Regions from separate parts of the Homo sapiens genome. Here region 2 is linked to region 1. Evidence: chromatin loops called from intact Hi-C (ENCODE). Cell type or tissue: MCF 10A. All regions are shown on one strand. Links, peaks and the distances in the headings refer to the core of each region. The heading gives the core; the rest is flanking DNA. Region 1 holds the start of BTBD18 (BTB domain containing 18). Region 2 has its middle 18 kb from the start of OR10W1.

Region 1 (2,910 bases), core at 128-2,627:
GCCTCTTGCAGCCCAGCCATCTTCCCTCAGCCCTCAAGTCCCTCGAGACTTAGCCTCCCGCCCAAAGCGCTCCTCCTGTTCTGATTGGTTCTCCCGGGAGCCTTCGGCCAATGGGGATGACGTATGCCGGACGACGTAGGCCCGAGGACTCGGGAGGAGGAGGGGCGTAGGGCTCTGCGACGCGCAGCGCGCTAGGACGGTGGCACGAGGTGTGTGGCGCTGGCCGCGTGGCCTTACAACCCTCGCTATCACTACCACCCAGTGCATGTGGGTGCTGAAGCCCGCAGGGATACAAGGGCGCCAGGGGCTGCCTGCAAAGTCTATGCTGGCGGAGGTGGCCGTGACGGGAAGTCCTGACTTTGGGCCTCCCGGATCCCCACGGTCCATTCCCAGAAACCCTCGCGCCTAGGAGTCTTTCTTCAAAGGAGTTGGGCCAGGGCGCCCAAGCGTGCGGGCCACCCCGCTTTGCAGGGCTCTCCCTGAAGCCCTGCTTTCTCCGCCAACACCGATTCCCTTGCTTCTGGATGGGGAGGTGAAGCACTCAGCCGTTGGCCCACCTGCGCATCTTTGCTCAGCCTCCTGACTCAACGCTGAACATTGAGAGGAAGCAAGGCAGGCTGGACAGAGGACAAGCACAGAGAAGGCAACAGGAGCAAAGTCTACCGAAAAGCTATTTCAAGTTGGGTCTGGAGGCAAGGCCAGGCGATCGTGGATTGAGAAGCTTCCCCAGGGCCCTTGCAACAGCTGCCATCCTCCATCCACATCTCTCTCACTGGGATGGGAATTTTTTTTTTTTTTTTGAGACGGAGTCTCGCTCTGTCGCCCAGGCTGGAGTGCAGTGGCTCTATCTACAACCTCTGCCTCCCAGGTTCAAGCGATTCTCCCACCTCAGCCTCCTGAGTAGCTGAGATTACAGGCGCCTGCCACCATGCCCGGCTAATTTTCGTATTTTTGTAGAGACGGGGAGTCACCATGTTGGCCAGGCTGGTCTCAAACTCCTAACCTCAGGTGATCCACCCGCCTCGGCCTCCCAAAGTGCTGGGATTACAGGCGTGAGCCACCCCGCCCAGCCAAGCCCGCCTTCTCTTAATTTACCTTTTCATTCTTCTTTCCTGATAGTTTTGACGTGAACTGTTCGGACCCTCAGTGCTACCTGATAGAAAACTGCATTCCAGGAAAGGAACACAGCTGTGCAGTGAGTGGGGGGGTTTCGGAGCTAAAAAGCTGGACATAAGCCTGAAGTCAGAATACTCAGTTTGTTTTGGGAGGGGTAAAATGCTTTACTATCCTTGCTGCATTGTTAGCCTGGTAATTAACTATACAAACGTAAAGGCCAAATTCTTTGCCTACTACCAGGGTCAGTCAGGCTCGCTTTGGTCAAGTACACCCAGCCAAGGGTGGCAACGTCCTTGGTTCTGTGAGAGACCTTCCCGCAGAGTCAGAGGCTTCTCTTCTTTATTGTGCACCCTCTGCTGGTTAGTGTGATACAGTGAGCTCAGAGAAAAGGCGCATACGACTTACTAGAGATAATTTTATACCCAGTAATGTTTCCTTAAAAGTGTTAACTTGAAGATTATACCTGTGGAGCTGGGATGTGGTGCTCAGGAAGAATATAAGTAGTCAGCATTGTAGCAGTTGAGTCTCAGTGGTAATGGAAATGAGGAAGGTTGAAGGATAATAATAGTTACCATTTGGGGCTTGGTAGTTATTTTGTGCCAGGCACTCACTGTGCTAAGCAACTTTACCTTCACTGACTCATTTAATCTTTAAAACAACCCTACAAGGTAAGTACTATTATTCTATTTCATGGATAGGAAAGTGAGACTCAGAGAAGTTAGGTCACCTGTGTGAGATTATACAGCCAGGCTAATAAATAGAGCCAAGACCCAAACCTAGGCTTATCTCTGAGCTCCCACATGTAACCACTATGATAATTTTCTTTCTTGAGATATCCTTGGCACAATTTCTGGGCTGATGTTTCCTCAACTCATACTATTATCTCTCACTTTCAAAATTCCCCTGCCATTTCAAAGACAAAAAACAAATTAGATGTAACCATGCCTCTGAAATGTATTATCTCACCTACAGGAGTCTGATCTGTGAAAACCTAGAAGGTTTGTTAAGACTCTTGCCAACATGTGCTCTCCTGCCAGTCCCAAAATCCTATACAGGAACCCCCGGTTCCTCAGGTTAGCTTTTCTGCAGCTTCATCACCAGCAGCAGAGTGATGTGTTCTGTGATGTCCTTCTGCAGGCAGAAGGTAAGAGAGTGGTCGGAATTCAACTGAAAACTCACCATAGAATAAGATAAAATGAGTTCAGAGCCAGAGGGTAAAGGACAAAATCAGCAAAATATTACTGCCTATGACCACTGTAAACTATTTGGTAAAGGGCTGTTTGTTTCTAGGACAATTACTACTGTTTTCAAGAGTGAAATTGTGACTTTGCTTCTTTCTCTTAAATAATGAATCTAATTGTAAAGTTTTATAAGCAGATACATTCTATATAACATGGATAATATTCCAATGGGATGGTTGTGAAGATTAAGAGTTAATGTGGGTAAGCACTTAGAATAGTGCTTTTAATATACTAACCACAATATGTGTTAGATGATACTATTATGTTTTCTTTTTGAGAGTCTCACTCTCTTGCCCAGGCAGGAGTGTGGTGGCACAATCACAGCTACCTGCAACCTCCACCTCCTGGGTTCAAGTGATTCTCATGCCTTAGCTTTCTCAAGTAGCTGAGATTACAGGCATGCGCCACTACGCCCAGCTAACTTTTGTATTTTTAGTAGAGATGAGGTTTTGCCATGATGGCCAGGCTGGTCTCAAACTCCTGGCCTCAAGTGATCCACCCGCCTGGGCTTGCCAAAGTGCTGGGATTATAGGCGTGAGCCACCACGTCCGAC
Region 2 (2,910 bases), core at 200-2,699, 530 kb before region 1:
GAATAATTTTTTTTTCACAGTGCAGCCCAACTGTTGGATGCAAAGTTGTTTTCCTTAAAGGCCCCTAAACAAGTAATTTGACTAAGAAATAATCTTTTTCTCCTTTTTTATTTGTATAAATACAACAGGTAGAAGTGCAGTTTTCTTACATGGGTAGGTTGTGCAGTGGTAAAGTCTGAGCAGTCAGTGTAACCATCATCCAAATAATATTTTATCCATTACGTAGTTTCCTATCCCTCACCCCCTTTCCAGCCTCCCATCCTTCCAAGTCTCCAGTGTCTGCTATTGAACACTGTATGCCCACTGTACACATTATTTCTCTCCCACTTATAAGTGAGAACGTGTGGTATTTGTCTTTCTGGGTCTAATTTGTTTCACTTAAGGTAATAGCCTCCAGTTCCATCTATGTTCTGCAAAAGACATGACTTCATCCTTTCTTATGGCTGAATATTATTCCATTGTGTATATATACCACATTTTCTTTATCCATTGACCTGTGGATGGACACTTAGGTTGATTCCAAATCTTTGCTATTGATAATAGTGCTGTGATAAATATATGAGTGCAGGTATCTTTTTCATATGATGATTTCTTTTCTTTTGGGTAGATATCCAGTAGTGGGGTTGTTGGATCTAATAGTAGTTCTATTTTTAATTCTTTGAGAAATCTCCATACTGTTTTCCATAGAGGTTGTACTAATTTACATTCCCACCAACAGTGTATAAGCATTCTTTTTCTCTGCATCCTCACCAAAATTGACTTTTTAATAATAGCCATTCTGCCTGGTGTAAGATGATATCTCATTGTTTGCATTCTTTATCTGTCATTACTGACTTTCCATTTTGGGTAGGGACCATTGCTGGAGAGCTAGTGTGATCCTTTGATAGTGTCGTCACATTTGGATTTTTCACAGCTCAGAATTCTTACACTTCTTCCCTCTCATCTGGAAAGACTGACACTTCTAATATTCGTAATTATTTTCATGCAGATAGGATTTTTTGTTTGTTTCTTTATATATTTTTTTCTTGACATTTCCTCCCCTTCCTAGGGTGTGTGACTGTAGAATATGCTGGATAGGGTCTTAGGCTATGCACTTTCCTAGGCAGGTTTTATATTGGGCTGTGCAGTCTGGCCTAAAGACCAGTAGATGGTGCTTATGAGTAAGAGCCAGCTGTGGCCCTATATGTTCCTTTGAGAAGGAGCTCACCAAGTTAGTGTCTCTTTTGCACAGGTTCAAGGGTAGTCCTACTTGATGACAACCCACCAAGTCTCTCTGACACCTGCTCACCAGTCTTCCTGGACCTGAAATCTTGCTCAGATTTTCCAGAGCATTTTGCATTTCTGTAAGTGTGCCCATTGTTTTCTGAAGTTTTGATTTTTTATTTATGCTATTTCGCTGAATGTTTTTCCCTTCACTTCTTATATCATTTTTTTTTATTCCCTTACATTGTGCTTTGCCTTTCTCTGTTGCCTCCCTCATTAGCTTAATAACTAACCTGAATTCTTTTTCAGGTAAATCAGGGATTTCTTCTTTGTTCGGATCCATTGCTAGTGAGCTAGTGTGGTGTTTTGAGGGTGTTAAAGAACCTTGTTTTGTCATATTTCCAGAGTTGGCTTTCTGGTTCCTTCTCATTTGGGTAGGTTCTGTCAGAGGGAAGGTCTAGTGCTCAACGCTGTTGTTCAGATACTTTTGTCCCACGGGGCGTTTCCTTGATGTAGTACTCTCCTCCTTTTCCTAGGTATGTGACTTCCTGAGAGCTGAGCTGTAGTGATTGTTATCTCTCTTGTGGATCTAGCCACCCAGCAAGTCTACCAGGCTCTGGGCTGGTACTGTGGGTTGTCTTTAGAGTCCTGTGATGTGAACCACCTGCGGGTCTCTCAACACTTGCTTCAGTGGAGGTAGCAAGGGTGTGAAGTGGACTCTGTGAGGGTTCTAAGCTTTGGTTGATGAGTGCACATTTTGTGCTGGTTGGCTTCCTGCCAGGAGGTGGCACTTTCAAGAGAGCATCAGCTGTAGTAGTATGGGGAGGAACAGGCGGTGGACAGGGCCCTAAAACTCCCTAGATTATATAACCTTTTTCTTCAGTTACCAGGGTGGGTAGAGAAGGACCATTAGGTGGGGGCAGGGTTAGTCATGTCTGAGCTCAGACTCTAGTTGGATGGGTCTTGCTGTGGCTGCTGTGGGAGATAGGGGAAAGCTTCCCAGGTCAATGGAGTTGTGTTCCTAGGAGGATTATGGCTGCCTCTACTGTGTCCTGCAGGTTGTCAGGGAAGTGGGGGAAAGCCAGCAGTCACAGGCTTCACCCAGCTCCCATGCACCCCAAACGGCCTGTGTCACTCCCACTGTGCCCCTGCCAACAGCACTGAGTCTGTTTCCAGGCAGTGGGTGAGCAGGGCTGATAACTTGCCCCAGGCCACCCACCTCCCAGCTGTGAAAGCAAATATGGCTTTCCTTCTTTTCTGGCCTATGGAGTCTGCATGCTGGATTCACGCCCTCCCCAAAGTTCTGGCCAGGAGACTTCTCTATGGGTTCAAATTGTTACAAAGTTCAGCTGGAGGTTTCTTCCTCCCTAGGACACTTCCCAGTGCCTCTGGCAGCCCTCCTCAAAGACCCCTGAGAGGTGAGGCAGAAATGGCTTGCTAGGGGACCCAGCAAGCTCACAGGGATTTTCCTGCTGCTTCCTCTACCCCTGTATTTTGCTTGGCTCTCTAAATTGACTCCGTTCCCAGTAAGGTCAGAATCTTCTCACATAATCTAGACCTCAGATTCCCCAGTGGGGTGTGTGTGTTCAGGGGCAGATGATCTCCCTTTCCCACTTCCACAGTTTGGGCACTCACAGTATTTGGGGTGTCTCCCAGGTCCTGCAGGAGCAATCCACTTCCTTCAGAGGATCTGTGGGTTCTCTTGGC

What was found. Peaks named below come from ENCODE experiments on the same cell type or tissue, not always from the same donor. Only the 100,000 strongest peaks of a DNase experiment are listed, where the experiment ranks them.
Region 2: a loop joins it to region 1, with 18 times the contacts of the local background. A loop is called at or near these places in 8 of 110 quality-filtered maps.

What each region holds. Positions count from the first base shown.
Region 1 is chr11:57,750,415-57,753,324 of GRCh38, reverse strand. BTBD18 (BTB domain containing 18) reads left to right here and starts at 1,506. Exons shown (of 3, transcript NM_001145101.3): 1 at 1,506-1,784; 2 at 2,089-2,260. The coding sequence starts at 2,137. The region is part of intron 2 of TMX2-CTNND1 (TMX2-CTNND1 readthrough (NMD candidate)); the gene reads right to left. In MCF 10A, for the core only: a CTCF peak has its summit at 1,500 (motif pointing left); no DNase peak of the experiment used is centred there.
Region 2 is chr11:58,284,697-58,287,606 of GRCh38, reverse strand. No RefSeq gene overlaps it. Among named protein-coding and RNA genes, the nearest start is that of OR10W1, 18 kb to the right of the region's middle. In MCF 10A, for the core only: a CTCF peak has its summit at 1,146 (motif pointing right); a DNase peak (open chromatin) is centred at 1,146.